Linked DNA regions of Homo sapiens: region 2 is linked to region 1. Evidence: chromatin loops called from intact Hi-C (ENCODE). Cell type or tissue: IMR-90. All regions are shown on one strand. Links, peaks and the distances in the headings refer to the core of each region. The heading gives the core; the rest is flanking DNA. Region 1 holds the start of SFTPA1 (surfactant protein A1). Region 2 has its middle 23 kb from the start of SFTPA2.

Evidence for each region. A loop is a pair of places that touch in the nucleus more often than their neighbours do. Peaks named below come from ENCODE experiments on the same cell type or tissue, not always from the same donor. Only the 100,000 strongest peaks of a DNase experiment are listed, where the experiment ranks them.
Region 2: it touches region 1 in a loop (12-fold over the local background); 13 of 110 quality-filtered maps call a loop at or near these places.

Annotation. Positions count from the first base shown.
Region 1 is chr10:79,600,993-79,612,544 of GRCh38, reverse strand. SFTPA1 (surfactant protein A1) reads right to left here and starts at 1,606. Exons shown (of 6, transcript NM_005411.5): 1 at 1,563-1,606; 2 at 1,156-1,226; 3 at 548-742; 4 at 114-233. The coding sequence starts at 719. It overlaps LOC124902469 (a long non-coding RNA gene), which reads left to right and starts at 7,935. Exons shown (of 2, transcript XR_007062215.1): 1 at 7,935-8,307; 2 at 8,928-9,187. In IMR-90, for the core only: a CTCF peak has its summit at 3,592 (motif pointing right); no DNase peak of the experiment used is centred there; H3K27me3 peaks cover 1,845 bases.
Region 2 is chr10:79,531,316-79,543,937 of GRCh38, reverse strand. No RefSeq gene overlaps it. Among named protein-coding and RNA genes, the nearest start is that of SFTPA2, 23 kb to the left of the region's middle. In IMR-90, for the core only: a CTCF peak has its summit at 6,636 (motif pointing left); a DNase peak (open chromatin) is centred at 6,617.

The DNA.
Region 1 (11,552 bases), core at 1-8,000:
CAAATGCCCTTGGGGAACCTGTAGGGTTTGTCTGATCCCCATCATCCCCGTGTAACTGACTTCAGGGTCGCTGTGCCCATGTTTCCACTGCCCACCTGCCCCACCCTGCTCACCTGGAGGGCCCCTCTCGCCAGGCTCCCCCTTCTCTCCACACTCTCCAGGGATACCAGGGGCTCCAGGCAGCCCATCATTTCCAGGAGGACATGGCATTTCTCCAGGTGGACCCATGGGGCCTGCAGAGAAAAGAGACATGGATGTGTAGGATCTGTCACCCACAACTGGTTGGAGCTAGTGAGACTCGATGCCCATTATCACCAGGGCTGGCTCAGCTATCACTCTATCACTCCGTGGGCACTATGAGGACAGACTCTCCAGGATGCGCCATCATAAGGGCCCCAGGAACCCACCAGCCCTGCAGACTGAAGTCCCACCCAGCTTACTATAGCCCCCAGCTCACTATGGCCCACAGCCTAGGGGCCTGGACAGATGGGCCTCCTGAAAAGGGGTCTGTGTCCCTCAGCTGAGGGTGGGGTCTGCAGCACAGTACCTGGAGGGCCAGGGTCTCCTTTGAGACCATCTCTCCCGTCCCTGCCTGGCAGGCCGTGGGATCCAGGAGTGCCGGGGATACCAGGGCTTCCAACACAAACGTCCTTCACTTCGCACACAGCACCAGAGGCTGCCATCAAGATGAGGTTGAGGGCCAGAGGGCACAGCCACATGGCTCTGGGTCCAGTCGCTGCTCCTGCAGGAGGGATGGCCGTGAGCCCATCTGCCACCTCTGCCAACATCTCCCCCACTGTGCTCTGTCAGGACTCAGGAAGCTGGGCAGAGCCCGAGAGGCAGGGCGGGCGAGACCAGAGTGCTGGGAAGACCCGAAGCTCCCGGGAAAATTCCCAGCATCACCTGGCACCTGGCATGGCCTCATGCTTCAGGCCTCCGGCTGGAGGTTGTGGGGTCTCCAGGCTGCTGAGGAGGAGGAAGAGTAAGGAGCTCTGGGGAGCCCGGGGACCTGGGCTCCAGTGCAGTCTCCTTTCTTTCAGTGCCTCACTATGTTACCCTGGGAAACTGGCTTCACCTCTCTGACTTCAGCTGAATCTTCCGTGCTCTGCAGAAAACCTGCCCTGTCCCTCCCAGGCTATTAGTCAGGTCACTCACTCACTGACTCACACCATCTGTCCTCATCCCTGCTGTGTTACTTTCTTTTCAGGCTCCAAGAAATCAGCGACCTGAGAATGAAAAAAGATGAACGGGGCCCGCAGCCTGGCCCCCCTCAAGGTGGTCAGTCATGGAGTCCCCTTTCTTTTTGGGGTCTGTTCTCTCACTGCCCCTCCTGTAGGCCCTGCTGAACCCTGTAGGGATGGATCTGGCCAAAGAAAATAACAAACATGAGGATCTTTGCAGGTCACCTATGTTGACTGTGCTGTGAAACACCTCCCAGTGGAAAATGGGGAGTTGCCCTCCTTCCCAGCCTGGGCTTTGGTCAGGCCTGTGGCTGCTGGGCTGGTCCTCTCTGCCTGCGATCCTCAAGCTGGAGAACACCTAGGGGATGGGGCTAAACTCACCCACACACAGAGCCTCCAGCTGCTTGGGTCTCTGCCTCCAAGTCAGAGGGTAAGGTAGACGCAGCATTTATAGATGTGGGGGCTGCCAGGCTTCCTCCTCACCCCTGAGAGCCCTACCACAAAACCTGTGCTCCAGGCAGGAAATGGGCATAGTGTTTACACAGCATGTTTCCCCAAGAGCACTCAGGCTGGAGGATCTCAAAGGACCCTTGAGGGGAGCACAGAACCTGCGAAAGAGGAACTCCAGGTCTGTAAGAAGAGAAATCCCCCCCTTGGCTGAGGTCACCCACCCTGCCCCTAGCAAGCTCCTTAGCAGTGAAAGCCGAGAGCCCTTACACAGGCACTAAGGAAGCCCCACTGGGTTCCTGGTTTAGATTCAGACAATGAAGAACTCACTGCTCCAGCTGAGATTGGTCAGGTTGATCCAGGCCAACTTGTCTGTCCTGCGACCTGGCTCAGCCATGAGCCCCAGGCCCCCCCACCAGCCTGTGTCCCTGGAGCCTGCAGCTGAGTTGGTGGGCACATGGGCAGAGTGGCAGGCAAATATGCTGCACGTTCCACTTCCCTCTGCCCTAGCAGGTTCAGCTGGAGGAGTCAGGGCAGCACCTGGAAGGTCACGGGAGAGCTGCAGTTTCTGTCTTTGGTAGAACATCACTTTGGGTGATGTCTGGCAACCTGCAATGGTGATTATGCTAAGTGTCCCAGTGATATATGAAGCCCTAGTTGTTGAGGTCCTGGTTTGAGCATCTGGATTAGGAGGGAATCTCCAACTGTGGAGGTGGTAATGATGGGAACCAAGACAGGAAAATCTCCCCTGGCTTATTTGGAATTGGTTTGAAAAATCCCAAACCATTGAGGAGTCTGGAGCTCTTCCAGGGAGCGGAAGCTCAGCCAATGGACCCCACTCCCAGAAGCAGGAAGCTGGGCAGTGCCAATTTGTAGCATGGAGTCTTTCAGCTGCCCCAGTGCTGTCTGCCACACCATGTGGTGGGTGCTGGGCCAGGTGTGGAATGGGGGAGTCAGGCCAGTGCAGGGTGGGGGCAGGTGGGGCGCAGCTCCAGCAACTTGGCTGTGGGGAGGCAGGGCTGTTTTGCAGGTGATGAGCAGGAACAGAGGCCAACTCAGATGTGCAGGGCCTTGTGGTTGGCAGGGCAGGGCGTGACTTTAGGGGAAAGGCACACCTGAGTTTTCACCCAGAGCTGTCACTTATTACCCATGTGGACTCAGTCAGGTTATGTAACATTTTGAGGCTCAGTTTCCTTTTTGTTTTTATTATCTTGAAACATCAAATTTACAGAAGAATTGCAGGCACGGTACAAATATGTTTCCCTGAACCTATGAAAGTAGGTTGTCAGCATGAAACCCCAACACCCCAATACTTTAATGTGTTTTTCATGCAAAGGCATTTTCGCATTATAACCATAATCAAGAAATTAACATGGATATAATAACTCCAAATAGCCTTCAGGCCCTATGCAAAATGTACCCAATGCCCCAATAGTGTCCTTTATAGCAAAGGATCCATTTCTGAGCCATGTGCCGTATTCGGTTGTCACGCTTCTCCAGGGTCCTGAAACCCACAAAGGCCCTCTGTCTTCCCTTCACCTTCATGACCTGAACACAGTGTGAAGATCACAGGAGAGTTACTGTGTAGAATGCCCCTCACTTTTTTTTTTTTTTTTTTAATGTATTGGCTCATGATTAGATTCAGGTTCTGTAACTTCAGCAGAAATGCGATAGACATCCTGCTGCGCTCTTCTCCCATTCTACCGGGCGGCATGTGACTTTAGTTTGCCCCAAGATTGATGATGTTCTTGTTGATCATTGAATTAAGGTGGTGGGTGTCACGCTTCACTACCATAAATACATTCTTTTTCTGGTTTTAATCAGTGACTATGTTATGAGGACGCACTTTGGGGCTATTGTAAAGATCCCATTCCTCATCACACTGTCTCTGTTGCCCATTGATTGATTTGTAGCAATGTGGACTCGTTCGTGAGGCCTACCACTGACCACCAGGGGGTGCCGAGCACCCACCTGCGGGCTGCAGGGGGCACTACGTGTGTTTGATGTTGAAACAGTTACAGTTTGCCAGCACATGGCACCAGTGAATCTAAAGAATGTCGTTAAGAAGATGGTTCTCCCAACACAAATTTGTCACTCTTAGCTCTAAGAATTGCTGTAGTTCCTGCTGAGTTCCGAGTGCCCACACCAGGCCACTCAGCTGTGTCCACAGCCTCCTCCCCCTGCTTAGGCTCCACTGCCCCCGCCGGTCCAGTCCGCTCTCCTTCAGTATCTTTCTCGTTCTCCTCGGGGCCTCACCCTCCACGTTGGGCTTCTTCCCTCTGCAGGGATATCCTCTTCACACTGCCAGTCCTTGGGCGCCCATGCCAAGCCACCTCAGAGTCCACAGTCTTGCTTTCTCTCTCCATCACACCCTGAGTTTTCACTAAAGAAGGAAGGGAATGAGGCATGCCTCTATTCTCTGTCTTTCAGAATAGGCAACCATCTCTCTTCACCACTCCCAGCTTATACCCCTCTGGAGTGTATCCAGAACCAATGGGACTGCTTTGATCCTCTTAATCTGGAAGAAAAATGCCTCATAGCCCTCTGCACAAAGGTTTGGCCAAATTATGAAGGACCGGGTGGACCTCAGGAATGAACCTTTCATTTCGATAGTATCCGGTGATCAGGCCTTTTCTGTATACATGAAGACAAATGGTCTGAGGTCCCATATGTGCAGGTTTTCTATACCTTGCAAGGCAATCCAGACCTTTGCTGACAGTGTAGGATTGATACAGCCCTCCTGCTTGCCATCTCAGGGAGGACTGCAAGGGGCAAGCCTAGGAAACTAAAGATATGAATCCCAGAGGCACCCCAAGCAGAGAAGCCAGCCCCCTCCAGCTCTTCCCCTCTGGGTCTACCTCGACCTCCCTATTCAGCTTCAGCCTCTCACTTGCCCCCTCCTAAAAATCCTCACCCTAGACAAGCCCCAACCTCACTCTTGCCCCTTCAACCAATGCCTGGTGAATTTGGGCCCAGTAAGGTCCAGTTCCCCTCCTCCCTACAGGACTTAAAGTGAATTAAGGGGGATCTTGGGAACTTTTCAGATGACCCCGACAGATATATAGAGGCTTTCCAGAATTTCACCCAAATATTTGATCTCTCCTGGAGAGACATTATGTTGCTTTTGAACCAGACCTTGACAGACACTGAGAAGCAGGCTGCTCTGCAAGCAGCAGAGAGATTTGGGGATGAGCTTAGTATCACATATAGTGTCAGGGAAGGGGGCAAACATTATCCAACTGGGAGAGAAGCAGTATCAATGGATTACCCTAAATAGGATTCCAATGACAAGATGGAAGCCTGGAAGAGGAGGCACTTTCAGGTGTGCATAATGGAGGGCTTATGTAAGACCAGGACCAAGCCTCTCAATTATACTAAATCATCCATGATTGACCAGGGATTTGATGAAAATCCCACTGCCTTCCTGGAAAGGCCAAGGGAGGCCTTAGTAAAGCACACCTGTCTATCCCCTGATTCAGCTGAGGGACAACCAATCCTAAAGCATAAATTTACTACTCAGGCAGCCCCTGATATCAGGAGGAAGCTACAAAACAGGCTCTGGGACAAGAGAGTACTTTAGAGAACCTTCTGAAAGTACCCACCTTGGTTTTTTATAATAGAGATAGGTAGGCACAAGAGAGAGAGGAAATACAGGAAAGAGACAGAGACTTTAATGGCCAGCAGACAAGCCCACAAACCCCAGAATTCCCAGGGTGCACCTGTCAATTGCTACAGATGTGGCAAATCAGGGCATTTCAAGAATTTCTCAGACAGCATGAGGAAGCTACCTCAACCCTGTCCAATCTGCAGTGGGGACCACTGGAGGGTGGACTGTTCCTGGGCATGCTGGTCACCAGGTCCAGAGCCAGTCTTCCAAATGGTCCAGCAGCAGGACTGACAGGTCCCAGGGCTCCTCTCCTGGCTCCTGTAGTCCAGACCACCATTATCATCAAGGTGCCCTGGGTAATCATGGAAATCGAAGAGAGGAAAGTGGACCTCCTTTTGGACACTGGGACTGGTCTCTCAGTTCTCCTCTTGAATCCAGGCCCCCTCTCCTCTCTTAGCATGACTGTGAGGGACATCTCAGGAAGGTCTTTAACCCGATATTTTTTCCAACCCCTTAGCTGTACCTGGGGTTGTTCACCAAAGCTTTTCTAATTATGCCTGAAAGCCCAACTCCTCTGTTGGGTAGGGATATTCCGGCCCATGTGGGGACCATCATTCTGATGGCCCCTAGGGAAACTCTTTGTCTCATCCTAGTAGAGACCAATATTAACCCAGAAGTTTGGGCAACTCTAGGGAAGATTGTCAGAGCCACAACTACCATACCAGTCTGGGTCCATCTTAAGGATCCCACCTCCTTTCCTAACCAGAAACAATATCCCCTGAAACTAGAGGTTAGGAAAGGACTAGAAGCCATCATTGATAACTTGAAGATGGAGGGCCCACTCAAACCCTGCAATAGCCCTTGTAATACCCCAATATTGGGGGTACAAAAACCCAACTAGAAATGGAGGCTAGTTCAGAACCACCTCCTTGTTAATGAGGCTGTGGTTCCAATACATTCAATGATTCCCAATCCGTATACCCTGCTAGCTCAAATACCTGAGGGAACTAAATGGTTCCTGGACCTAAAGGATGCCTTCTTCTGCATACCATTATACCACAACTCCCAGTATTTGTTTGAATTTGAGGATCCCTCTAACCAAACCACCCTGTTAACCTGGACAATGTTACCTCAGGGATTCCAAGACAGCTCCCACTTGTTTGGGCAGGCATTATGGAGAGATCTCTCCAAGTTCCTTTATCCTCAGGTCAAAGTTTTGCAATACATGGAGGACCTTCTCTTTTGCACTCCAACTGAGGAAATCTCTCAGAAGGGCAGTAAGGCTCCTCTTAATTTTCTTGCTAACAGAGGATATAATGTTTCAAAATCTGAAGCTCAGCTCTGTCAGACTTCAGTGAAGCACCTAAGCCTGGTCTTGTCAGAGGGGACCAGGGCATTGGGCGAAGAAAGGATTAAACCTATCTCCTCCTTTCTCCTCCCCAAACACTCAAGCAACCGAGGGGATTCTTACGCACAGGAAGTGGCAGTAATACATTGTAAAGGCCACCAAAGAGGGATGGATGAAATAGCTGAGGGAAACGGGCTGGCAGACTGAGCAGCTAGGGGCTGAGCCGCTTCCTGTGGGAGGAAAACTGAGCAAAATAGTCTATTAATTTCCTGATGGCATTTAATGGGATACCCATTAGCTGTGAGGAAGTTCCTGTCTTTCCAGATAGTGGCATGGGTGTGGAGAACTAGGAAAGCATACTTAGAATCAGTATAAATGTTAACTGTTTTTCCTTTGCCTAATTCAAGTGCTCTCATGAGGGTAATTAGTTTGGCCAGTTGAGCACTTGTGCCTGAGGAGAGAGGTGTGCTCTCAACAATATCATTCAGAGTAACTATTTCACACCCTGCTTTATGAGCAGCTAGCTAGACTGAGCAGCTAGCAGCAGCAAGGGGGCCCCAGGTCTCTGACCCACTTGAAGCCTTACTGATCTTGGAGGGCCCCCATCAGAGAAATAAAACCTCAATACTCTCCTATGGAAATAGAATGGGACACCTCTTAGGATGGCATGCTTCATCTACCAGCTGGCAACCAATGGAAAGTTCTTAAAAGCCTTCTCCAGGCCTTCCACCTAGGTACAGATAAAACCTACTGACTGGCTCAGATTGTTCTCAGATAAAAACCTGATACAAACAGTTAAACAGGTTGTTAATGCTTGCAAGACCTGCCTTAAAAACAATCCCCTTAATTAATAGTGTCTTCTCCAAGGCTACCTAGGGGAAGACTGGCAAATGGATTTCACCCATATGCCAAAGGTAAGGGGCATCCAGTACCTCCTAGTGTGGATAGATACCTTCACTAACTGAGTAGAAGCATTTCCATGTCAGACAGAGAAAGCCTCTGAGGTGATAATAGTACTAATCAATGAGATAATTCCTCACTTTGGACTCCCTAAGTACCTCCAGAGCAATAATGGCCCCTCGTTCAAGGCAGCTGTCACCCAGGGGGTCTCAAAGGCACTAGGCATACAGTACCATCTTCATTGTGTTTGGAGACCACAATCCTCAGGAAAGGTAGAAAAGACAAAAATGATATTATCAAAAGGCACCTCAAGAAACTGTCTCAGGAGACTCATCTCCCCTGGACTACTCTTCTTTCCATAGTCCTGCTATATATCAGAAACACTCCTTCAAGTCTGGGTTTGAGTCTCTTTGAGACTATGTATGGATGACATTTTCTCATGAATGATTTCTTGCTAGACCAAGAAACCTTTGTTTTAATTAAGCACATAACCTCTTTGGTCCATTTCCAACAGGAACTGAAACAACTGTTGAAGGCCCAATCCCACGAACCAGGCCCACCTCTATTCAACCCAGGGGACCTAGTACTGGTAAAGGTACTTCCTTACCTTTCTCTCTCAATATGCCCTGGTTGGGAGGGACCTTGCACTGTACTTCTTTTCACTCCTGTGGTGGTGAAGGTCAAGGTCACCAGAATAGACTCTTGGATTCATTATACTCAAGTAAAGGCCTGGGAAGCCAACAGAGTCACCTCTTTCAACCTAGAGGAGCATCCAAAATACCATTGTGAAGAGATCAGGGTACTCAAACTAAAAATCACAAAAGGTTAGTGTTAATTAACATTTCATGTATGTCCTCTTTGTAGTCTTGCCTATGCTTGTGGTTCTTACCTTTGTTCTGTTCTATACCACGGGGTACAATAGTGTTTTCAGGGTAATTAGTATATTTTACTTCTTATTTCTGTAATCTTTGGCACTAGATTCTTTCCTTGTATAATACACAATTTTAACCCATGCCTACTTAATCTTATAAAACTTTTTTTTTCCTCTCTCACTTAGAGGTTATCAAACTCAAGATGATCAGGCAATCAGAGCCTCAGATGATGGCTCCCTTTTGTCAGGGACCTTTAGATAGACGTCTGGGAGGAATCTGACTGACATTTTCCCCAAAAAAACTCCCCCTGTCAGCAGGAAGTAGCTAAGACTTGTCATCGTCCATATTCTAAAGGCAGTTAGATGTGCCTCTTCAGAGGAGGGGAATGATAATGACAGGAGACAGTGACACACTGGGTAAAAAAAGGGTGACTCCCCAACAAAGACCCCACCCTCAAGCCTGAAGACCTGTGGCCCTAAATGAGAAAAGACATTTCTGTTTTCATGACCAAAAAGTTGCCTTTTGTTCTGCCACAACCCCTATCCTGCAACCATATAAACCTTGAACCCCAGGCTCCAGAAGCAGACCAGCAGACTAGCAGACAAGCAGATGGACAGTGGAACGACGTGGCAGAGAGAGAGAGAAGAGGAGGAACATCTGAACACTGAGGGGAGTTTGCCCAGGGGCGATCGGAGAAGATACCAGCTACTGGATGGCCCGCCTCCAAGGGAAGATCACCTTCCCACTCCATTTCCCTTTCCAGTCCCCAATCCATCTCACTGAGAGCCACCTCCACCACTCAATAAAATCTTGCACTCATCCTTCAAGCCCACATGTGATCTGATTCTTCCAGGATGCTGGGTGAAAGCTTGGGATACAGAAAGCTGTCACACAGGCCCTCTGCCCTTAGGATAAGGCAGAGGGTCCATTGAGCTGATTAACACTCAAGCCACCTGCGTATGCAAAACTGAAAGAGTTTTGTAACACCAGGATTACAGGCACCCATCCCTAGACTCTACTGAACAGCTGGAGCCCAAAGCACTCACCCCAGCCTCTGAACCTGCCCATCTGCATGCTCCCCCTAGGGGTTTGAGCAGTGGGGCAACCAAACAGGTGAGCCACACCCCTGTCATGCATCCTGTGAGGGGGATCAGGGGACTCTCCCGTTTCAAAGGGGTGCAGAGTGGAGGCCATGTACAGGCACTAAGGACAGTGCATGGGCTTCTCTGCATATTTGAGGCCTCTCTCTTAGTGCTCAGGGGACCCTTCCCCTGCCCCCTTTTCCAGCTGCCCTGGGTGCTAGCAGTAGGAGGAGGCTGTCTGTGACTGCTGGATCTTTCTGTCACTTTGGATCATCACAGCACTCTATGAGTTGTACAGAGAGTAAATCCCCATTCCATACTTCAGTCAGCTGAGGATGACAGGGGTTACATGGATTGCCAGAATTACCAGAAATCTTCTTTCCAGCTCAGTCCTCTGCTAGAACCTTCCCAGAGTCAGAGGAACATGCTTATTCTACCTGTACATGAAGACAAGGGAATGCACAAATTAATTTACTAATCATGGATATATTTCAAAATCGCTTATAATGTCAGAATCTAAGGGACAGCTCAGCCACATGAAGGGGATGGAAGTTGAGGCTTTTCTTTGCTGAGGCAGCCAGCAAACTAAGCAAATATGTGTGTATGCATTATATACATATATATACACACACATATATTGTGTGCTGTATGTTTACATACATATATATTACATTGATGCCTCTCTAATAATGCCATTTTATTTTTAAAAAGAATAACACTGTAAATATATTTCTGTTGCCTAGAAATAGCATCCAATTTGCCTTAAAAATCACATTACTTGTTTTTATTTTCATTTTTGCCAATGCAGCCTTGTCACCCTTCTTTCTGCCCTGAACATTTTGAACCTTCCAAACCCCAGAGAAATACATCATGCTTTACTGAGGTTTTGAGGAGAGGGAGAGAGGTTTTCCCATTCTGCACCTTGGAGGAATTGAAACTGGCAGGTGGCAGCAACTGTCTTCAAAGAAATAGGCTCAGGAACACACACGTGCAGACACACACACACACATTCTCTTACTTTGCACCAATAAGATCATACTGCATATACTGTTCTACAATTAGTGTTTTCTCTTACATATGCCAGCCATCTTTTCAGATTGACACATAGGGATATAATTGTAACTATAGTCTTTTCTTGGAGTTTGTTTGTTTTTACTTCTGGTAATATATTCTTTACTATCTTTTTAATTTAAAAAATGTTATTTTTGACACAATTATTTTACATACATATGGGCACAGTGGACTATTTTGATACATGTATGTAACGTGCAATGATGAAATCAAGGTAAGCAGCATATTCATCACCTCAAAAACTTACTGTTTTGTGTTGATAACATTCAAAATCCTCTCTTTTAGCTATTTGAAAGTATACATAATTTTTTTGTTGGCTATGGTCACCCTACAGCGCTAAAGAAGGCTACAACTCATTTCTCCTATCTAGCTGTAATTTTGTACCCATTGCCCCACCTTTCCCATTTCTCATTCCCCTTAATCTTCCCAGCCTCTAATATATTCTGTTCTACTGTTTACTTACTGTTCTATGTTTACTTCTATGAGATTAACTAAGTTTTCTTAGCATCCACAAATGAGTGAGAACATGCTGTGTTTAATTTTCTTTTCCTGGCTTTATTTCACTTAACATAATGGCTCACCCATGTTGCTATGAATGGCAGAATTTTATTCTTTCTTATGGATGAACTGTATTCCATTGTGTTTAGTTACTACATGTTTTAAATCCATTCATTCACTGATAGACACTTAGGTTGATTCCATATCTTGGCTATTATGAATAGCTCCGCAATAAACATAGGAGGGTAGATACCTCTTTAACATACTGGGTTCCTTTTCTTTGAATACCCAGTAGTGGGATTGCTAGATTATATGATAGTTCTAGTTTTAGGTTTTCAAGAAAGCTTCATTTTGCTTTCCATAATGGCTGTAGTACTTTCCATTTCCACCAACAGTGTATGAGTTCCCTTTTCTCTGCACCCGCACCAGTATTTATTCTTTTTTGTCTTATTGATAAAAGCCAGTCTACCTGGGGTGAGATAATTTATTTTGGTTTCATTTGCATTTATCTTAGGAATAAAGATATTGAGTGTCATTTATATACGT
Region 2 (12,622 bases), core at 2,114-10,113, 71 kb after region 1:
AACCTCAGAGCCACACTATACTTTTCAAAAGCTTGGCTAAGAGAAATGCTACTCATGGATAAGTGCCTGCAGAGTGCATGCTGTATTCAATCCTCTGGACAAATATTCTTAAATCTATTACCAATTTAGCCAGAGCCATGAACCTGTGAGCTTGACTGCTTCCCACTGACTCCTTGAAGAATGACTTTTAATGCTTTGTGCTTTGGTTGAGGGACATGATACACATTATACAAAGCATGGTTTTGAACACTGATCCCCATCTGTTGCAGGGATATTGTTGAGGATGTGGCTTCCCTATGAAGCCTCTCTATGAACACCTAGAGGAGAATATGCTCTTTGGTCCTCAGTATCTGGAATAGTTGTGCTTTTTCTTAGAAACCTGCAAATATTCTGGATCTCACAATGTGTCATATATCCCTCTCCCCATCAGCAGCTAGGGTCTTAGAGCCAAACCAGTGAACAACCATGAGTCCACACAAAGAGGGCTAATCACTCGGGTTGGCACAGTCAGTGAGGTGGCATCAGAGCCTGGGGTATAGGCAAGATGCCGTAGTGGCTCGATCTGCCATGGGCAGATCCAGATGTTGAGTGTCAGGGAACCCTCTCCCTAGAGGAGGGTTGGCGATGAACATGGATCCTCCAAACCACCCTAATGCAGGTGCCTGTAGGCCATCACTGCCCCTGAGGGTTAGGGCTGGGGTTAGGGTTAGGTACGTTAGCGTGATGACATGGCACACCTGGTCCTATACCTACACCCTTCTCCTCACCAGCTCTGTATCCTTTATTAACACACATGGATGGCATTGTTGGGAGCAGCAGGAACTGCATGTGAATCAAATGCCATGTGCTTTCCATTGTTTCACCCATCACAGTCCCCAGGGGTAGGTATATTCACACCCCAAAATTCACTTCTATTATGTGAGCCAGGGAAGCAGTATAATAGACATTAGCAGTGTGGGCTCTGGAGTCAGGGAACCAGTTTCAAATCCTGCCTCCACCTCTCACTAACTGAGAGGCCTTGGGTGAGACATTTAGTCTCTTTATCTATAAAACAGGAACAAAACACTGCTTACAAACACAGCTGTGACAGGAAACACATTACATAACCACTGTGAACCATTTAGCACAGAGCTTGACCCAGAAATAAATGCTACAAAGGCATGTATTGTGGTGGTGAAGACTTCGGTTTTTTGGAATTGGATACACCTGGGTTCAAATTCCAGCTCTTCCAGGGTCAACTGTGAAAACTTCGGCAAGTTTCCAACTTCATTAATCCTCATCTTTTACAACTGCAAAATGGGGAAAATAGTGCATACAAAACTCATGGCCCACTGCTTGAGATGAACTGTGTGCTCCATAAGTGATAGCTTTAGCCACTTGTTATTTTACTGCTATACCAGAGAGAATGCAGCTCAAGCTAAACAGGCAAGAGGGAATGTCTAAGGTGATTCTGCAGAGCTGCCAACCCTATGCGGCAACTGACCTCCATCTCCAACACATGGTAGTAACAGCTGCTTAAAAGGATTGTGTTCTATGTTCTAGGCAATGAGCTGAGAGTTTTTATATTTTTGTTTTACCTGGGACTAGGTATGGTGGATCTCAATATTTTGGGGGCCACAAGTACTGTATCAGACTGGTTTCAATCAAGAGATAGAAACCACAAGTGGTTTATGCAATGGAAGTTTAATATAAAGAATTATTCAGCTATGATAAAAGAGCAACTATATGATATAAAGAGAACCTTATAGGGCTACTCTCCCTACAGGTGGAGAAGAGTACCCAAGAAGGACAAGCTTGGAATGGGGCCCCCTCCCCAGGCTGGAGATCAGACATTGTCGGAGAAGGTATCATTGCAGCCCCCTACATGGCAGAGAGATTTGCTGGGTTGCATGGTCTAGAGCTGGTTGCAATTATTGGACAAGCAGGAAACAAACCTCCACAGCCCATGCGAGCCACACTGCTGGGTTGAGTGTATGAGCATGTAGAATGATTGGGTCTCCAGTGCGGACAGAAGGCATGGATCGCGTGGTGCCTGTGTTGGGAGGATACTAAGAGGGCGATCACCATGCCAGGACAAGACTAGTTGCCTGGGACCTTCTGGGCACGTGACTGGAGCAGAGTACCACTGGATCTCCTCACACCAGCCAGACCCAGGAAGAGAAACTCCTTTCACCTGCACTGTTCTCTCAGCACCCTCCGCTGAGAAAGCTTCACGTTATGCTTAGTGTACAGGAGAAATGCTCATGGGAATCCTGTCCATTATCACAGAGCAGGTATTAGTGGGTGAATATGGAGCTGAGAAGTAATAAGTTGTAACTGGTATAGATATCATGGGGGCAATTGTAGAACGCCGTGAACACATATGCATGGGTCCATGTATTCATGAGTGTGCACATATGTGTAATTATTCATACAATTCATGGTGGATACTACTTCGAGGGTGTTCACAGACCCCAGGTAGAGAGCGCCTGGAGGGAAAATTATCCAAGGCAGGCCCATTCACAGTTCCAGGGCAGCCAAAAGAAAGCCTCCGTTAAGCACCAGAAGTCTCCGGGGCAGGTGGGGCCAGGCAGCATGAAAGAATTGGCCGCAAGAGTTCCAAACCCTGTCCCAATTATGGAGGGTGACTTTTCTTTGTCCTCCTTCTCCATTCCCTTCCATATTGCTCATGCATCCAAAGGGAGACCTGAAGACTCTCTAGCAGGGCAAGGCCATTTTCTTTTGGCATTTTTCTCTCCCCAAAGTCTAGCTGATTATCAGCTTAGTCACACAGCAGGCTATGTGCTGTGAACAACAGGCATCCTGGGTTATTTTACAAACTCATGGATAGTCATTTTGAAACCACCTTTGCAAAATTATGACTGAAACAGTGAAAGAGAGCTAACTTAACCAGCTCCATCTTGTTTCTAACCTCCAAGCTGTCTTTGTTCATTCCTGGGCGTAGGCTGAACTAACTTTGGGAGAAACTTAGTTTGTAGTTATAGTTTAAACAAAGATGGTAACAGCCCTTTCCCAATGCAGACCTCCTTCTTGTCTGGGGACTAGACTAACATTAGCCACAGGATTAGAAATTACGGTTTAGGAGTCACGCAGCTGGAGGCTACAAGATTCTGACCCTCCCTAAACTGCTTCTAAGATCAGTGCTTGAGACATGTTGCAGACCCCGCACTTGCTGGATCAGCTGACGCCACACAGATGGATAAACTGCCTCGTCTGATCTTGTGGCCCCCACCCGGGAACTGACGAAGCGCAAGAAGACAGCTTCGACTCCCTGTGATTTCATCCCTGACCAACCAGCACTCCTGGCTCACTGGCTTCCCCCTACCAAGTTATGCTTAAAAATTCTGCTCCCCGAATTCTCGAGGAGACTGATTTGAGTGATAATAAAACTCCAGTCTCCCGCACAGCCGGCTCTGCGTGAATTACTCTTCTTCTATTGCAATTCCCCTGTCTTGATCAATCGGCTCTGTCGAGGCAGCAGGCAAGGTGAACCCCTTGGGTGGTTACAATTTTGCTCCTTCAACAAAACTCCAAGTTCCTCTTTGATAGTGGCAAACACCAGTTGCCGTATTTTCTACTGTTACTGGCACAAAAAGTCCCTGTTCACAGCCCTGCTGGACGTAAGGGCCCAGGTGCTAAAAAGTTACCCCCCACCTCACCCCAGCCTCATCAGCGGGACTGGATACTGGCAGTGGGCAGAGGAATGAAATTTATTTATTTATTTTTCTTATTTATTTTTGAGATGGAGTTTCGCTCTTGTCACCCAGGCTGAAGTACAGTGGCACCATCTCAGCTCACTGCAACCTCCGCCTCCTGGGTTCAAGCAATTCTCCTACCTCAGCCTCCTGAGTAGCTCGGATTGCAGGCTCTCCTGCCGCCACACCCAGCTAATTTTTGTATTTTTAGTAGAGATGAGGTTTCACCATGTAGGTCAGGCTGGTCTTGAACTCCTGACCTCAGGTGACCAACCTGCCTCGGCCTCCCAAAGTGCTGGGATTACAGGCAGGAGCCACCAAGCCCGGTCTTTTTTTTTTTTTTTTTTTTTTTTAACATGTCATGCTTTTATTGTACTGTACTGTACTGTACTGTACTGTACTGTACTGTACTGTACTGTATTGTATTGTATTGTATTGTATTGTATTGTATTGTATTGTATTGTATTTTGAAACAGAGTCTCACTGTGTTGCCCAGGCTGGAGTGCAGTGGAGTGATCTTGGCTCACTGAAACCTCCGCCTCCCAGAGTCAAGCAATTCTCTTGCCTCAGGCTCCCGAGTAGCTAGAACTACAGGCCATGCCCAGCTAATTTTTGTATTTTTAGTAGAGATGGGGTTTCACCATGTTGGCCGGGCTAGTCTCAAACTCCTGACCTCAGGTGACCCACCTGCCTCGGCCTCCCAAAGTGCTGGGATTACAGGCTTGAGTCACTGCACCTGGCGAAATTTATTTCGTTAGATTCTCAAAAAATGTAGGACGCATGAGTGGGACTTTCTGCCTCCATCCCACATCTACCAGAGTAAGGAGAAAGTCCAGGAGCTAAGAGTATTCTGGGTAAGACTCCCCCTCCCTCGGCCGCATTGTCATTGTCAGAGTGAAGAAGGCCCCTGGAACTCCATGTGTTCCTGGCAATCCCTCCTTCCTCCCCAACCACAGACACCCCCCAACATCGTTATTTTCCCTGAGAGCATCAGGACCCATCTTCTTAGGGCCTTTATCTCGATATGCATCAGTCACTCCAAGAAGCTCAGGCCCCTAAGTCATCCCTTCCCTTATCTCCTAGGCCTGAGTCCACATATAGCTCTATGTGGCTCTCTCCACTACTCTCTAGCCTTCATTTTTCCCCTTAGCACATACATCACCTGACATATAATGCATTTGACTGGCTTGTTAGTCTCCCCTGATTGAGGGTGGGGTGTTCTGTCTCTCTTGTTTGACCACTATACCCCCAGGATCTACAAGGTGTCTGGCATGTAGCAGGGACTTAATAAACGTGGGTTCAGGAATGAATGAACAAAAAAAAGCATCTTTAGTGTCCTCTGTTCTCTGGACCTCAGGCTCCACTGCAGCCTAGTTAGTCTTGATCTTCAGGCCTAAACAAGGCCCAAACCACAGGCCTGCTTCCATACTGGCTTATCCCACCTATCTAGCAGTTTCCCAGGCTGGGCTTTGGAGACAGGTGGGCTTGGATTTGAATCCTGGCTCTGCCATTATGAGGCTTTTAACACCTCTGTGCCCCATTTTCCTTATGTGTAAAACCAGAAGGATGCCTAACTCCCGAGAATATGGTAAGTGAATTAAATGGAAGGTGTGTGTAAAGAGCTCAGCACAACTCCTCCAACACAGTAAGTGCACAATAAATTGTGGCCACGAGGGAGGCAATAGGGCAGGATGAGGAGGAGCAACAGGCTTTCTCTGGTGACATCTCCCACGAGTTGGTAGAGGAAGCCTGGCGCACTGTGCACAATGGATTCTGGTCAGGCCCTGAGCTCAAGGGGAAAGAATCCCATGATTGATTACTGATGTCTGTCATGGACATGGGGGCCGAGTGACAGGGTAGGGTGAAAGAGAGTAGCAGCCCCAAGCCATACGTTTGCCATCCTGATCTAGAATTTCCACCATTGCTCCTTTTCTTGTGCATGTCTTGACTGTTTTTAAGGGTGAGAGCTCCCCTGTTTTCAACAGCTCTTTTCTGACTTGGTAATTTCTCACCCACCCCAGCCCTGAATGGTGCAGTCTGCTCCTCTGAGCCCCAACACTCTTTTCTCTGCTGTTCCTTTATTATTTACCATGTAGCATTTTGGTTTTTAAAAATCTTTCTGGCCTCCTTTCCACACATATAGGCAGAACATGCCTTCAGGGTAGATCTCACCTTAGAGAACTAACGCAGGAAAGTGCACAGAGTTGCAAATCAGAAAATCTGAACTTGTTGTGAATTTGAGCTCATCACTTTGCCTTTTGGAGTCTGTTTCCCCAGCTGAAAAGCAGAGCCCTAAGATGGCTTTGCAGCCCATGGTATCCCAGGGCTGTGGTGAGAATCAGCATTTCACTGGGCTCTGTGGAGAGGAAAAGCTTTCATGTCTGGCCAGTCACGGTGGCTCACGCCTGTAATCCCAGCACTTTGGGAGTCCAAGGTGGGCGGATCACCTGAGCGTCAGGAGTTCAAGACCAGCCTGGCCAACATGGTAAAACCTCATCTCTACTAAAAATACAAAAATTAGCCAGGCACAGTGGCAGGCGCCTGTAATCTCAGCTAAGCAGGAGGCTGAGGCAGAAGAATCGCTTGAACTCACGAGGCAGAGGTTGCAGTGAGCTGAGATTGCTCCAGTCTACTCCAGCCTGGGTGACAGAGTGAGACTCCATCTCAAAAAAAAAAAAAAAAAAAAAAAGCGTTCATATTCTCATTGCATGTCCATGTACCCCCTCCTGCCACCAGGTCTCAAACTGGAGCTTCTGCAGATGCTCAAGATGCTTTTTCAGCAAGGGGGTAGTAGGATGAGGCTTCCAATGGGAGCAGTGGGCATTTGGCAGGCATTGACAACAAGCAGAGTTAGGAGAATGGAAAAGAAAAACCAACTTTTCTCGCCTTAAACCGGCAATTGCAAAGTTGAAAGCTAGGAAAGCTAAATGCTGCCATCTGCCGGTCATTTTCTAGGTTAGCAGCATCAAAGTAAACAGTTTTATAAAGCTCTGATTTTTTATTTTTATTATTATTATTATTATACTTTAAGTTTTAGGGTACATGTGCACATTGTGCAGGTTAGTTACATATGTATACATGTGCCATGCTGGTGTGCTGCACCCATTAACTCGTCATTTAGCATTAGGTATATCTCCTAATGCTATCTCTTCCCTCTCCCCCGACCCCACAACAGTCCCCAGAGTGTGATGTTCCCCTTCCTGTGTCCATGTGTTCTCATTGTTCAATTCCCACCTATGAGTGAGAACATGCGGCGTTTGGTTTTTTGTCCTTGTGATAGTTTACTGAGAATGATGATTTCCAATTTCATCCATGTCCCTACAAAGGACATGAACTCATCATTTTTTATGGCTGCATAGTATTCCATGGTGTATATGTGCCACATTTTCTTAATCCAGTCTATCATTGTTGGACATTTGGGTTGGTTCCAAGTCTTTGCTGTTGTGAATAGTGCCGCAATAAACATACGTGTGCATGTGTCTTTATAGCAGCATGATTTATAGTCCTTTGAGTGTATACCCAGTAATGGGATGGCTGGGTCAAATGGTATTTCTAGTTCTAGATCCCTGAGGAATCGCCACACTGACTTCCACAATGGTTGAACTAGTTTACAGTCCCACCAACAGTGTAAAAGTGTTCCTATTTCTCCACATCCTCTCCAGCACCTGTTGTTTCCTGACTTTTTAATGATCGCCATTCTAACTGGTGTGAGATGGTATCTCATTGTGGTTTTGATTTGCATTTCTCTGATGGCCAGTGATGGTGAGCATTTTTTCATGTGTTTTTTGGCTGCATAAATGTCTTCTTTTGAGAAGTGTCTGTTCATGTCCTTCGCCCACTTTTTGATGGGGTTGTTTGTTTTTTCTTGTAAATTTGTTTGAGTTCATTGTAGATTCTGGATATTAGCCCTTTGTCAGATGAGTAGGTTGCGAAAATTTTCTCCCATTTTGTAGGTTGCCTGTTCACTCTGATGGTAGTTTGTTTTGCTGCGCAGAAGCTCTTTAGTTTAATTAGATCCCATTTGTCAATTTTGGCTTTTGTTGCCATTGCTTTTGGTGTTTTAGACATGAAGTCCTTGCCCATGTCTATGTCCTGAATGGTAATGCCTAAGTTTTCTTCTAGGGTTTTTATGGTTTTAGGTCTAACGTTTAAGTCTTTAATCCATCTTGAAATAATTTTTGTATAAGGTGTAAGGAAGGGATCCAGTTTCAGCTTTCTACATATGGCTAGCCAGTTTTCCCAGCACCATTTATTAAATAGGGAATCCTTTCCCCATTGCTTGTTTTTCTCAGGTTTGTCAAAGATCAAATAGTTGTAGATACGTGGCATTATTTCTGAGGGCTCTGTTCTGTTCCATTGATCTATATCTCTGTTTCGGTACCAGTACCACGCTGTTTTGGTTACTGTAGCCTTGTAGTATAGTTTGAAGTCAGGTAGCATGATGCCTCCAGCTTTGTTCTTTTGGCTTAGGATTGACTTGGCGATGTGGGCTCTTTTTTGGTTCCATATGAACTTTAAAGTAGTTTTTTCCAATTCTGTGAAGAAAGTCATTGGTAGCTTGATGGGGATGGCATTGAATCTATAAATTACCTTGGGCAGTATGGCCATTTTCACGATATTGATTCTTCCTACCCATGAGCATGGAATGTTCTTCCATTTGTTTGTATCCTCTTTTATTTCATTGAAAGCTCTTGTTTAAACTCAGTAAAGACCCGGAGGGAGGAGGTGGCATTTACTGAGCACCTCCTGTTTATAAGGAACTGTCTTCAAGTGTGCCATGGGTACAGACATAAATTAGCACTGGATGTTGCTGATAAAGAGAGCACAGATTCCAGAGAGCCAAGGCTGCCTCTCAATGACTGCATGCCTTAAGTTCACCCTTCAACCTCTCTGAACTTCAGTTTTCTCAACAGGTAGATGGACCAGGGTGCCCTCTAAGGATCCCAAGGAAGGGCCTTAAAAGATGAAGAGGATGTTGACAGACAGTTACTGAGAAGGAAAAGAGGAGGGCATCCTATGCAGACAAAGAGGAGGGTTTCAAGAGAAGTCCTGACATGTGTCTCCTTCCCTCGTCCCCTCGTTTGTGAAGCCGAGGGGTAAGTTCCTGATCTTTAAGTGCCTGTCCGCCTCTGACTTCTGGTCAAGGGAAGGGACAGAGGAGTTGGAAAGACTTCTTGAAGGAAGAGTGAAACAAACACCTGTGTTGTAGGATCCACCAACTTTAAGAAATGGAACCATGTAATTACCTTTAAAGTATTCTATAATTTATTTACACATTATTGTATATTTTGTTTACAACATTCTACTGTTGATGGACATTTAAATTATTTCCCATTGTCTCCAGGTTTATTTGTTTTTCTGGCTTGGACATCCATGTGCATGCATTTCTTCCTCTTCTTCTTCTTCTTCTTTTTTTTTTTTTTTTTTTTTTGTTTTTGAGACAGGGTCTGTCTCAAAAGACCCTGAGACTGTCACCCAGGCAGGGGTGCAGTGGCATGATCACAGCTCCTTGCAGCTTTGACCTTCTGGGTTCAATTGCTCCTCCCCTCTCAGCCTCTTGAGTAGCTGAGACTACAAGCATGTACCACCATGCCTGACTAATTTTCATATCTTTTTGTAGAGGCAAGATTTTGCCATGTTGCCCAGGCTGGTTTCGAACTCCTGGGATCAAGCAATCCTCCCGCCTCAGCCTCCTAAAGTTCTGAGATTACAGGCATAAGCCACTATAACCAGCCATGCATGCATTTCTGTCAATTACATACCCAGGGATGAAACTCTTGGATTGTAGAGGGTGTACATTTCCAACTTTATAGATCATCACGATTTGTTATCCAAAGAGGTTGCACTAATTTAAACTCGTGTCAAAAGTATGTGAGTTCCTATTGTTACAGGTAGCTAGTCAGGCATGAGCAGGGCAGGAGAGGGCTCGACCCCCACCCCCCCACCAGTAATGTCACCAACCACCAGGCGATTGTTAAACTGTCTCTAATAATGGGTCGCAGCCTGCACCAGGGAAAGGCCATCTCCTAATAGATAGAACAAACTTGAAACTGGTGATCAGCAGCTTCCCAATAAGATCTCAGGAGTTGGGCGAGTGGGCTCAAGCATGCACACTAAGAGGCAAAATGGTGGAGTTTAACTTCTAGGGACATTCACCTGGTAGGGGAAGAATGCCTCAAGTGAGCATGCACACAACTCCAGTAAACACACTGCGTGCTCACCGCCCAACTGCTAGCAGACCACTGCACACGTGGACAGACCACTGCACACGTGGACAGCCCACTCCCAGGGAAGAATCAGGGGAGAAGGGATGTACAACCCTGGAACTATGTCAACAGATAAAACCCCAAGTCAAAGGTCAAACAGTGCACTTGATCTCTCAAGTCGTCCGCTGGCCCTCTTCCAAGTGTACTTTACTTCCTCTTAGTCCTGCTCTAAAGTTTGTTGTTGTTGTTTTGAGAGGGAGTCTTGCTCTGTTGCCCAGGCTGGAGTGCAGCGGCGCGATCTCAGCTCACTGCGAACTCTGCCTCCCGTGTTCAAGTGATTCTCCTGCCTCAGCCTCATGAGTAGCTGGGATTACAGGTACCTGCCACCATGCCCAGCTAATTTTTTTTTTTTTTTTTTTTTTTTTTTTTTTGTATTTTTAGTTGAGTTGGGGTTTCATCATGTTGGCCAGACTGGTCTGAAACTCCTGACCTCATGTGATCTGCTCGCCTCGGCTTCCCAAAGTGCTAGGATTACAGGCATGTGCCACCGAGCCAGGCCTAGTTTTTTAATAAACTTTCACTGCTGCTCTAAAACTTGCCTTGGTCTCTCATTCTGCCGTATTATGCTGTTGGTCAAATTCTTTCTGCTGAGGAGGCAAGAATTGAGGTTGCTGCAGCCCCCTAGGGATTTGCCACCAGTAACACTATGATTCACTGGAAAGACTTGAAATTGTCAGATTTTTAAAGGTTTGCTAATACAGTGGGGTAAAATGGTGTCTTACTGAGTTTTCACTTATTTTTAATAGAAGAAAAGGCATACAGATGAATTAATGTATGGGGCAGGGGAGAGTCAGTGATTTCCCAACCTCCCAATGGGGTATAGAAGCTGACATACCCTTTTTCACAGGGTAAGGAGGAGATAGGGAATGTAGACAATTCCTTTGAGGGGCAGCAAGTGATGGTTAGGGAGAATGATCAACCCAGGAGACAGAAATTAACTGTAAATGATTCGCTTTGGAATTGGAGCCTGAGAGGCAGGCATTATGTTATGGAAAAGACCATCCATCCATGTGTGGTTGCATTCTTCACTCTTCTTTTCATTTCCCAGCTTCTAGGATGTCCCAGTGTCTTCCCTGTGGATCTCCCAGTACCTGCAGGTCACAGAGTAACACAGGCTGTGGCAGAGTCACCTGGGCCTCCCAGAGCAGGGAAGACCAAGCACTGGACACCAAATTTTTCCACAATTAAAAATACACATGGCCGGGTGTGGTGGTTCACGCCTGTAATCCCAACACTTTGGGAGGCTAAGATGGGCAGATCACCTGAGATCAGGAGTTTGAGACCAGCCTGGCCAACATAGTGAAACCCTGTCTCTACTAAAAATACAAAAATTAGCTTAGTGTGGTAGCATACACCTGTAATCTCAGCTACTCGGGAGGCTGAGGCAAGAGAGTCACTTGAACCCAGGAAGCAGAGATTGCAGTGAGTCGAGATCACGCCACTGCACTCTCCAGCCTGGGCCACAGAGCAAGACTCCATCTCAAAAAAATAAATAAGTAAAATAAAGAAAAAAATACACATGTATTCATACAAGTGTTGATATTTTGAGTTTTTTTTTGTGAAAATATGTTTATTTCATTTGTCTCTTTTTCTATTATCTTTTTTCTTATTAATATGTAAGATTTAAAATATATATTCTTTGCCAGATGCAGTGGCTCATACCTGTAATCCCAGCACTTTGGGAGGCTGAGGCGAGAGGATTATTTGAACCCAGGAGTCCGAGACTAGCCTGGGTAACATAGTGGGACCCACGTCTCTACAAAAAATAGAAAAATTAGCTGAGCATGTGTCATGTGCCTGTAGTCCCCGCTACTTGGGAGGCGGAGGTTGGAGGATCACTTGAGCCTAGGAGGTCAAAACCACAGTGAGCTACGATTGCACTACTACAGTCCAGCACGGGTGACAGAGTGAGACATCATCTCTAAATAAATTAATTAAATATATATCCTAGAAATAACTCCCTTATCAATTATGTGTATTGTAAATCTTACATCCCATTCTGTAGCTTGCCCTTTTACCTTCCTATAGTGTCATTTGAAGAATAGAAGTTTTTAATTATAATATAACTGTGGTAGGCAGAATTCTCACGACCCTCACCCTTTTAAGATGTCCCCCTGAAGAGTGGACAGAACCTGTGGATATAGCAGGATGTCACTTCTGTGATCATGCTGCATATATGGCAAAAGAAATTTTGCAGGTGTAACTAGGATTACTAATTGGTTGCATATGAGTTAATCAAGAGGGAGATTATCTAGGTGGGCCCAACCTCATCACATGATCCCTTCAATCTGGGGTCTAGGGACCAGAGACAGAAAACTTCAGAGAGTTTCAAATTGCAGGAAAAACTTGGCAAGCAAATCTGGCTGGTGTTTTTAGTTGTTTGTTTGTTTGTTTGTTTGTTTTTGAGACAGGGTCTCACTCTGTGGCCCAGGCTGGAGTGCACTGGTGCAATCTCCACTCACTGCAACCTCTGCCTCCCAGGTTCAAGTGATTCTCGTGCCTCAGCCTCCTGCGTAGCTGGGACTATAGGCAAGTACCACCACTCCCAGCTAATTTTTGTATTTTTTTGTAGAGACAGAGTTTCGCCATGTTGGCTAGGCTGGTCTCAAACTCCTGACCTCAAGTGATCCACATGCCTTGGCCTCCCAAAGTGCTGGGATT